Regions from separate parts of the Homo sapiens genome. Here region 1 is linked to region 2. Evidence: read pairs that join two places in POLR2A ChIA-PET (ENCODE). Cell type or tissue: CD4-positive, alpha-beta T cell. All regions are shown on one strand. Each heading gives the region's core, and the rest is flanking DNA. Links, peaks and the distances in the headings are about the cores only. Region 1 overlaps XPO6 (exportin 6). Region 2 overlaps SBK1 (SH3 domain binding kinase 1).

What was found. ChIA-PET counts read pairs that join two places held together with the same protein. Peaks named below come from ENCODE experiments on the same cell type or tissue, not always from the same donor. Only the 100,000 strongest peaks of a DNase experiment are listed, where the experiment ranks them.
Region 1: POLR2A ChIA-PET joins it to region 2 with 9 read pairs; 1 of 35 experiments calls an interaction of 5 or more read pairs at or near these places.

The regions. Positions count from the first base shown.
Region 1 is chr16:28,159,849-28,165,225 of GRCh38, forward strand. The region is part of intron 6 of XPO6 (exportin 6); the gene reads right to left. Among named protein-coding and RNA genes, the nearest start is that of XPO6, 49 kb to the right of the region's middle. In CD4-positive, alpha-beta T cell, for the core only: no CTCF peak of the experiment used is centred there; no DNase peak of the experiment used is centred there; H3K27ac peaks cover 550 bases.
Region 2 is chr16:28,306,885-28,312,261 of GRCh38, forward strand. All of the region lies in intron 1 of SBK1 (SH3 domain binding kinase 1), which reads left to right. Among named protein-coding and RNA genes, the nearest start is that of SBK1, 17 kb to the left of the region's middle. In CD4-positive, alpha-beta T cell, for the core only: no CTCF peak of the experiment used is centred there; a DNase peak (open chromatin) is centred at 3,167; H3K4me3 peaks cover 563 bases; H3K27ac peaks cover 3,199 bases.

The DNA of each region.
Region 1 (5,377 bases), core at 264-5,263, 150 kb before region 2:
TCAAGGTCAGCAATTCCTTAAGTTTAACAATTTTTGTTACGTTTAGGTAAAACCTGGCCGGGCACAGTCGCTCACGCCTGTAATCCCAGCACTTTGGGAGGCCAAGGCGGGCAAATCACTTGAGGTCAGGAATTCGAGACAAGCCCGGCCAACATGGTGAAACCCTGTCTCTACTAAAATACAAAAATTAGCTGGGCGTGGTGGTGCGTGCCTATAATCCCAGCTACTCGGGAGGCTGGGGCAGGAGAATTGCTTGAACCCGGGAGGTGGAGGTTGCAGTAAGTAGAGATTGCACCACTGCACTCCAGCCTGGGCAACAGAGCAAGCCTCCGTCTTAAAAAAAAAAAAAAAAAAAAAAAAAAATCAAGTAAAATGCTGGGTACTGTGGCTCACACCTGTAATCCCAGCACTTTGGGAGGCTGAAGCGGATAAATCACTTGAGGTCAGAAGTTCCAGACCAGCCCGGCCAAAATGGTGAAACCCCATCTCTACTAAAAATACAAAACTTAGCCGGGCATGGCAGCTGCCACCTGTAATCCCAACTACTCAGGAGGCTGAGGCAGGAGAATCGCTTGCCCCTGGGAGGCGGACGCTGCAGTGAGCCAAGATCATGCCACTGCACTCTAGCCTGGATAACAAAGTGAGACTCCATCACCAAAAAAAAAAAAAAAATCAAGTAAAACTAAAATTTAAATGTTATTAAAAAATATATAATCTGATGCCATTTTTGTCTTTTTATCTGTCTTATCTCTGTGTAGAGATGTCTGGAGTGATCAAATATTATTTGATGTTCTTTCTATGTAAGATACTGGGTAAATGTTTACATTTTATTTTGTACTTTACAGCACTAGGTCTCAAATGTTTGGGTTTCAGAAGTCCTCACTCTTAAAAATTACTAAGCATCCCGAAGAGAAAGCTCTTAGGAGCATTACTTCTATTGATATTTGCCATATTAGAAATTAAAGCTGAGAAGTGTTTAAATATTTAATTCATTTAATTACAAAGCCATCATGTTAGCATAACATTTTTAAATGAAAAAAACTGTATTTTACCCAAAAATAGTGAGAAAGGTAGTACAGTTTTTCTATTTTTGAAATCTCTTTAGTGGCTGGTTTAAAAGATAACTAGACTCTCCCAACTGCTTCTGCCTTCACTCTTTTGCAATAGATTGTTTTCACTGAAGTATGTGAAGAAAATGCAACTCCACACAGATATGCAACTACAAATGAACAAAGGGCTTTAGTGGCCTTTTCAAATAACTGTGTCTATTCTATCATATTAGATTAAAGTCTGATGAATAGTCATTTCTGAAGGGTTAACTGCAATGTGGAATCTGGAATTAACTTTTTTATTCATATACTCATGAGAGAATGGGAATAAAAATGACAAACAATGTCTTAGTATTTTTATGAACACATACCTGGCCTTTGGGACTCCCTAAAAGGGTTTGGGGGACTTCCAGGGGTCCCCAGACTTATTGAGAGCTGAGGTCTTATGCTAACGCTGGAAGAACATGAACAAGTTGGCTAGCCTTTCTCAGCCTCAACCTCCTCCGCCATTATAATGAGGATTTTGTGAATTCATTAACGAAGGGTTTAAGTTCTATTCTTAAAAGTGGACTTATCAAGTTGATTTATGAGGAGCCAAAAAAAAGAAAAGTAGATTTAAAAGCTGTCCCTAGCATGTGGCTCAGAAGACTTTTTCCAGAATGGATGCTAAAAGGAAAAAAAAAAACAAAACATCTATAATAATACTTATGGTAAAAGCAGTAACAGCCACCATCTGCTGTGTGACTACTTGCTTGGCCCTATACTGAAAACTATATATGCATATTCTCATTTAATATTCACAACTCTAAGGTGGGCATTATTACCCATATTTACAGACCATTAAAATAACTAAGGCACAGACAGACCAAGTGTTTCCCCAAGTCCCTCTGCTAGCATAAGGTAGAAATGAAACCAAACCAGGGTCTGGCCTCAAAACCAATGTTTCCTTCCAAAAACCAAGTTAACTGGAAAGATTATGCAACCAGGAAAAATGAGCAATAAGAAAGCTAATATTTAAATACAGAAAAATATTCCTAATTGTTCTCCTCTGTATTAAAGTGAAAAAATAAATATGGAAAAATATGTATGGCCTAAAATCATATGTAAAATAATAGCATGTGTATACCATGACTACAAGCATAGAAAGACAAATATGTGAAGACAAAGACTGAACAAGATTATGCAAAGGCAAAAACTGTTTAGGTGGATATGAATGATCTGCGATTACTTTTGTCCTCAAAAGAAAGAAAATAGCAGGACCATGGTCATGGAAGTCAGCATCTGCTAAGGAGTGTACCACAACTCATTTGCCTAAAAAGGTTGGGGTGAGGGAAAGAACCTGTTAAGGCTATTTCTCCATAAAAACGATTTTACTCAAATTTAAATGTTTCAAGGTATTTTAGTGGATGGCGGAAGTGTTTTTCAAAAATTACACCGTAATCAAAGTGGAAGGAATCAGCACAAAACAGATTCTGCTTCATGCAGCAGCACTTCCAATGCAAACCTAAGAGAGCTTTATCAAGTTCTCTATGGAAGAGGGTAGCTTGATTACAAAACCTGTGACCCTGGCAGCGATACGCACCAATGCCCACAGAGCTGTGTAGACAACTCTGGTGCATTTACTGACTTAGAAGGAATGAAGACATGGTTGGCATATTTGTAATTTTTTTTTTTTTTTTTTGGAGACAGGGTCTTGCTCTGTCGCCCAGGCTGGAGTACAGTGATGCAATCATGGCTCACTGCAGCCTCAACCTCCTGGACTCAAGCCATTCTCCCACTTCAACCCTCCCAAGTAGCTGGGACTACAGGCAGGAGCCACCATGCCCAGATATATATATATTAGAGATGGGGTCTCACTATGTTGCCAACACAGGTCTCAAATTCCTAAGCTCAAGTGATCCTCTCACCTCGGCCCCCCAAAGTGCTGGGATTTACAGGCCTAAGCCACCATGCCCAGCCCTGTAATAAACTTTCGTGCAAAGCTTTTTAATTATTGAAACTTCATGTTTTTCCTATCAGTTGTATATTTACTAACTTAAGAGTTTTCCAACCTCAGCACTACTGGCATCTGGGGCTAGATCATTCTTTGGTCTGCTGTGTACCGCGGGGTGTTTAGCAGCATCCCTGGCCTCCACTCACTAGATGCCAATAGCACTTCTCCAGTCGCGTTAACCTAAATTTCTCCAGACACTGACAAATATCCCCTGCAGGACAAACCACAGCTCTAACTGCAGCCTTGGCCAGTAAAATGGGGGAAAACTCTATTCAAGGAGCCCCTGGAGGAGAAAATAAGATCACAGGAGTTGTAAGTGACCCTCCCAAGTCCCACCTTTCTATAGGTAGTATACAAGGAATACATGAAAAGATTTGCATGAAGATATGCAATCTGTTAAGAGTTTGGGAGGAAACAGAAGACTGGCCTCAATTCACACTCTCTGATACATCCTCATCCTGAAGAACTTTTCATCATCACGTATGTACAGATCTATATTTGAAACTATATATCATGTGCATGAGAAAGATATGGTCCCTTAATTTTACTGCAGAGCAATCAAAGCTAACTCAGAATTGCTGTAGTCACATAATCTCATTCTGTGCACTTTTTTCCCCAATGGTCCAGGCAAAGAGAAGTGAACATGAGAGGAGATGAAGGAAGATGAGGCTGCTCAAGTGCAGCAGGAAGGAACAGCCTCAGCAGGCGGGGGGGCAATGTCCACATCTTCCCTCATTTATCCTCAGAGGAAGCTATTCCTTTTTTAAAGTCAAGGACATCAGCGGTCAGAGAAGGTGAAGGATCCACTCAAGGTCACAGAGTAAGTGGCAGGGCCAAGACTCCAAACCAGGGGAAGAAGGAAGTGGACAGAATTGGTGAGAACGACCAAGAAAGCAAAGCTAGGACAATGACCGTGCACCTAGATTTGGAATTCTAGGGTTCTGGTAGGGGTTCATGTCCCCACTCTGCTCACTGGCGATGCAACCCCTGGCAAGCTTCCTTGTTTGTAAGCAAGAGACAGACTAGTCTGATCTCGTGAGGTGAGTGATCACTATTGCAGCCAGTTTAGGAGTTAAGGTAACAATTTGGGGGAACTATGCTGAGAAATAAACCACACACACTCCTTCAAACTTTTTTCTACATCCAGACTATTAAAGGAGTTGTTGCAGGAACTAGTCCCTGGGCTTTGTTCTTTAAAAGTAATAAGACAGAAAATTACATTAAAAGAAAGTATATGGGGAAAAAAACCCCACAAGCCTCAGGTGGCTACTAAACCTAAGACACAGGGCAGGAGAGCCCCACAGGGGCTGAGCTAAGGAATTCATTTGGTTGCTTCACTGGGCCCTACAGTTTCTCAGAACAAATTTTCTCTAGAAAACTGATACGGTCAAGAAAGCAAAACAACTTTCTGGAAGTTTTACTGCTTAACTTGGCATCTTAAGCGCACAAAGACAGTTGAACAAAAGCATCAAAATGAATGGTGATTGCATCATCAGCACTGTCCAAATAGTGGGGCAAGATCTAATGACTTCACTTACATTACCATAAAAAGAAAGAAAAATACTGTAACAAATGAACATGCAATTTTTTTTTAAAGGGGAACTTTACCAGCTTAAAAGCTTACATAACTCCCTAAGTGCCCCCACAGTCTCAATTTATTTTGTTATTTCTCAAATACTAAAATCCAACACTTCAAAAAATTTTAAGAGGCAATTCTCAAGAAGTAGGCACCACATTTTAGGTTTTGTTACAAGCAAATGTCAAGTTAGTTCATATTTTATTCCGCTTAGCCGCATAAAACCTAGGCAACACATGGAAGAAGTAAGCACATATCTCTGGTTTGTATTATCTGACATTCCCCAACATGGCCCTGAGGAAAACAGAGCCTATCAAAGTATAAACTGAGTTAGCTCAGAACCTGTTTGGATGAAGCCAACAGAAACACAAACAAGCATTTCTTCTACAGTAAACTGCTGTTGCTAATAAACCATGCTAGCGAGTATTCAACTGTCTAAAATAAATCTAACTCAAAAGAACTAATCTTGGCTGGGTATGGTGGCTCACACCTGTAATCCCAGAAATCTGAAAGGCTGAGGCGGGTGGATAGCTTAAGCTCAGGAGTTCAAGATCAGCCTGGGCAACATGGCGAAACCCCGTCTCTACAAAAAATACAAAAATTAGCCAGGCATGTTGGTGCACATCTATGGTCCCAGCTACCTGGGAGGCTGAAATGGGAGGATTGCTGGAGCCCAGGAAGTCGAGGCTGCAGTGAATTGTGATCACACCACTGCACTCCAGTCTGGGTGACAGAAGGAGACCTTGTCTCGAAAAAAAG
Region 2 (5,377 bases), core at 109-5,108:
CCTGTGCAAAGTATCATTAGCCCCATTTTACAGGCACAGAGACTGATGGCCAGAGAGGAACAGTGATTTGCCGAAAGTTACGTAGGAAGTCAGTGGCAGGGCTGGGCTAGAAGCCAGGGCATCTGCAGGGCAAGGTGCTCTCTCCCTCCAGCAGCCCCAGCCCCAGCCCCAGCCCCAGCCCCAGCACAGTGCAGTACAGATGGGGGTGGCTGTGAGTAACAGCGGCCGCTGTGAACAGAGAGGCTGGGGGTGCTAGAAGAGGTTGATGATGCCAACGGGGAGGAGAGTGATGATAAATAGCCGACACTCAGGGAACCCCTGTCATGTACCAAGCGCCTCATGTAAATGAACTCATCTAATCCCCACAATGTCCTATGACACAGAGACTTATTAACCCCAATACACAGATGTGGAAACTGAGGCACAGAGTGGTCATGTCATTTGTTCAAAATCATCCATCCAATAGGCGGCAGAGCCAAGATTCAAATCCAGGCACCATCACTCCAGTGTCCAAAAGCTTAACCACTATGCTTCGCTGTCTCTAAAATGACAGAGTAAAAATTACCATTTATTGGCTGGATGTGGTGGCTCACACCTGAAATCCCAGCACTTTGGGAGGCCAAGATGGGTGGATCACTTGAGGTCAGGAGTTAGAGACCAGCCTGGCCAGCATGGTGAAACCTCATCTCTACTAAAAATACAAAAATTAGCCGGGCGTGGTGGCTCACGCCTGTAGTCCCAGCTACTCGGGAGGCTGAGGCAGGAGAATCGCTTGAACCCGGGAGACAGAGGTTGCAGTGAGCTGAGATTATGCCACTGCACTCCAGCCTGGGCAACAGAGTGAGACTCAGTCTCAAAAAAAAAAAAAAAAAGAAGAAAGAAAGAAAAGAAAAAATAAATAAATAAATTTCAAGATGCGTTTTGGAGGGGACATTAAAACCGTAGCAATATCTCTTCCTGTAAAATGGGGATAGCGACGGTAGCACCCACCTCCCAGGGTTGCTGTGCTTATCATCTAATAGATTTAATCCACAGTGGTTAGCACAGTGCCTGGCATATAGTAAATGCTCAGGAAATATTTGCCAGCATAATTATTCTCCCACAGAGCAGGATAGGAACAAGCCGTCTTCTCTTTACAGGCTGGTCACTCTCCACCTACTTCTGTAACTGGGTCCTTGTCACTTGGTGCCCAGTATTGTCACTGTCCTGGTTAACCTCCTCTGGCCACATTCCAGGGAGGTGGACACGCTGAGGTTCAAATCTAATCTCTCTGGTTTGTTTGTTTTGAGACAGAGTCTCGCTGTCACCCAGGCTGGAGTGCAATGGCACAATCTCAGCTCACTGCCAGCTCCACCTCCCGGGTTCGTGCAATTCTCCTGCCTCAGCCCTCTAAATATCTAGGATTACAGGTGCCCACCACCACACCTGGCTAATTTTTGCATTTTTAGTAGAGATGGGGTTTCACCATGTTGTCCAGGCTGGTCTCAAACTCCTGATCTCAAGTGATCTGCCTGCCTCAGCCTCCCAAATTGCTGGGATTACAGGTGTGAGCCACCATGCTTGGGCTTTTTTTTTTTTTTTTTTTTTTTTTTTTTTTTTTGAGACAGGGTCTCACTCTGTTGAGACCTCCCAGGCTTAAGCGATCCTTTCACCTCAGCCTCCCAAGTATCTGGGACTATAGGCATGTGCCACCATGCCCAGCTAATTTTTTTGTTTCTTTGTAGATAGAGATGGAGGTCTTGCTATGTTACCCAGATGGTCTTGAACTCCTGGGCTCAAGCAACCCACCTGCCTTGGCCTCCCAATCCAACTGCTGGGATTACAGGCACAAGCTATCGTGCCTGGCGTTCTTTGGGGTGTGTGTGTGTGTGTGTGTGTGTGTGTGTGTGTGTGTGTTTGTTTTGTTTTTAATTGATAGAGATGGGGTCCTCACTCTGTTGTCCAGGCTGGAATACAGTGGTGTGATCATGTCTCACTGCAGCCTCGAACTCCTGACCTCAAGCAATCCTCCCACCTCGGCCTCCCAAAGTGGTGGGACTACAGGTGCCATCACATGCAGCCCCAGATCTGAGCTCTTCTGCTTACTTGCTGCATAACCCTTGAATTGGGGTAGTGCCAGCTGCTGTAACAAACAAGCCCCCATATCCCAGCAGCCAAACATGATCGAAGTTTCCCAGTGGCTCCCACAACAATGCAGACGGGCAATCCTCCACAGCAGGAGGCTTTCCACACAGTGACCTGGGGACCCAGGTGCTTCTTCTCTTGTGGCTCCACCATCTTCTGGGGTTTTGGAGTCCTCTGCATCAAACCAGCTGCAGAAGAAGAGAGTGCAGATAAACCTTCCCCGATCCTTTGAAGCCCCAGGCTGACAGCGACACACATACCACTTCTGTGCACATTCCAGTGGGGAGCCAGTCACATGGCTGGCCTGGATGCAAGGGAGGCAACGTGGTTCCCTGCTGGATGGCCGCTCTCCAGCCCGACTTTGTAGTATAGGAGAGGACACACGCGTTGCTGAGGGACAGGTGGCTGTCTGTGTCATAACTATGGGCGGATCATCCACCTCTTGGGCCTCTTTTGTTGTCTGTTAAATAGAAGGCATCACTCAGTTGTGGCGATGACTGCACAGCCCTTTACGTTTACTCAAATCATTCAATTGTGCACTCCATGGGAGTTAGGTGGTATATAAGTTCTACCTCAATTAAGCTATTTTTTCAAAATAGGAATTCAAGCTGGACGTGGTGGCGCATGCCTGTGGTCCTAGCTACTCGGGAGGCTGAGGCAAGAGGATCATTTGAGCCTGGGGGTTCAAGACCAGCCTAGGCAAAATGGGGAAACCTTTTATTTTTTAAAAAAATAAAATAATAGGAAGCACCCCCCCTTCTCAGGGGTTTTGTGAGGACTCAATGAATGAAATTTTTCCAAGTTGGCCACACCATGTAGGTCTGTGTATACACGTGTGTCTGTGTGTGTGCGCATGTGTGCATGTGTGTCTGTGTGGATGCTTGTGCATCCGTGTGTGTGTTGGTGGGGAGAGCAACAAGGACTCCAAAGTAGGCCTGAGCCAGACGATGAGTTGGGTGTCGTTTCATAAGGGTGGTGCCAACGCTTGCCGACCGCCAGCAGGAAGTGGTGGGCGGCTCAGTCTTGCTTCTTGCTTGGGAAACCCTCCCCCACCACGGTGGCCCTCCCAGCTTGTGGCAGAGCCGTGACTACTGCCATGAAGTCGAGGGGGACCCCCACCCACCCTCAGCAACACAGATGGCAGATGGAGGCCTCCCTCAGGGCCGGTGAGGACACACCCTTGAGGCGTGAGGTGTGTGCGCCCTTCCTCCACCCTCTTGAGTGTGGGTGGATGCGGCGCTGACAGCCCGGCGTGAACAGAGGTCAGAGAGGCCTCCGCTGCCTGGTGCTGGCAAGTTCACAGCCATCACATCCACAGCTGCTCCTGCAAGTGGAGGCAGGGACGACCAATGACGAAATACTTTGAGGGTCGAGTTCCCACTGAGACTCGGCCCTCTTCTGGGCCTCAGTTTCCCCACCTGGCTGGGGAATCTGGGTGCGATGTTCCCAATATCCTGCCTTGGGAAAGCACAAGAGTGAAAGGTACCAGCTTTGGAGCCAATACCAATGCTAGCTGTGTGACCTTGGGCAAGTTGCCTGTTTCCTCATCTCAAAAGCCTGTGCTGCTGCTCACACCTGTAATCCCAGCACTTTGAGAGGCCAAGGCAGGAGGACTACTTGAGGCCAAGAATTGGAGACCAGCCAGGGCAGCATAGTGAGACCCTGTCTCTATTTTTTTTTAAGTGGAGCTAACAATAATGCCTACCTTGTATTTGTGAGGATTAAGTGCATTAGTCCTGAGAACGGCCAGGCAGGTGGTAAGTCCTGTGTGAATGTTGGTTCCATTATTATTGTTACTTGATTTCTTCATGGTAGGGATGGGGAAGCAGAGGCCCAGAGCAGTGGTGTGACTTGCTCAAGGTCACCCAGCAAAAAAGTGGCGCACATTAGGATCAAGGCCAAGCCTCAAGGCCCATTGCTCCCCCTGTGCCTCCGACGCCACGTGCGCCGGAACTGGGTCAGAGGCAGCATGTACCTGGCGGATGACGCAGAGGCAGGGATGGGTGCGTGGATTAATTCCTTGTCTCCTGCTGACACCTTGCGGAGAAAAGGCCTGAAGGGAGAGGGAGGTGTGGAAGGAGAAGAAGGAGGGAGGGGACAGTAGGGGGACTCCCAAAGCTGAGCCCTGGGAACCAGGAAAGGGATGCAGGAGAGGGGTGAATCCGATCCAGCCCCTGCCCCTGGGGAGCTCTTGGTTTGTTGATGGGCAGACAGGGACACAGCTGAGGTATTCAACAAGGGCCCTGAGAGAGGGACAGGCAGCCCCTGTGAATCTTGCTGTTCAGCAGAGACAGGAGTCAGCACGTGTGAGGGCAGCAGGGAAGTCTTCCTGGAGGAGTGAGACCTGGCGATGAGGAGGCACGGCAGGGAGGTGGAACAGGCAGGAGAGACTCTTCAGGAATTGAGGAGATAGAATAGAGGACACTAAAGCCTTAGAGAGGCCAGGGGTGGTGGCTTGGCAGGATCATCGCTTGAGGCTAGGAGTTTAAAAGCAGCCTGGGCAACATAGCGAGACCCCATCTCTAAACACAAAAAATAAAAAATTAGCTGTGCACCATGACGCACACCTGCAGTCCTAGCTACTCACAAGAAGGCTGAGATGGGAGGACTGCTTGAGCCCAGGAGTTCAAGGCTACAGTGAGCCATGATCTGCACTCCAGCCTGGGCAATAGAGCAAGATCCTATTTCTAAAAAAAAAAAAAAGAATTAAAGTAAATAAGTGCATTAAATAAAGCCATAGAGAGGCAGCGTGGGGTAGTGGTCAGAGCATGGGCTGAACCTGACAGTGGGGGGCACACATGGGGCCCAAACTGAGCCCACTGGACTGTGTCCCTGATCCAGCCCAGCCCTTCCCAGGGCAACTCTGAGGCAGACATGCCAGAGGGCAGAGATAAGCCAAGCATCCTGTCCCTGGGTGTGGGAGGCAGGGAGGGCTTGTAGCCACTGGTGGCCACCAATTAAGCTCCCAGAGTACACAGAACAGCCTGAGGTGGCCTTGCAGGGCCAAAGCCCAAGGCGGGAGGATTGCACACGTGTGGATGTGTGTGCTGTATGCACGTGGACCGCCCACCTCAGCAGCCCTTGGGGACTCCACACACGTCAGGAAAAGTAGGTCAGGGGAGCAGCCCAGCGTCTCCCTGTTGGGCGTGGGGAGGAGTTTGCGGCAAAGAGGGCTGCGTGCTCATCAGAGCCCCTGGGGGACAGCCCCACAGTCCACACAGAAAGGGCCCAAGGACGCGCAGGCCCCGGGGAG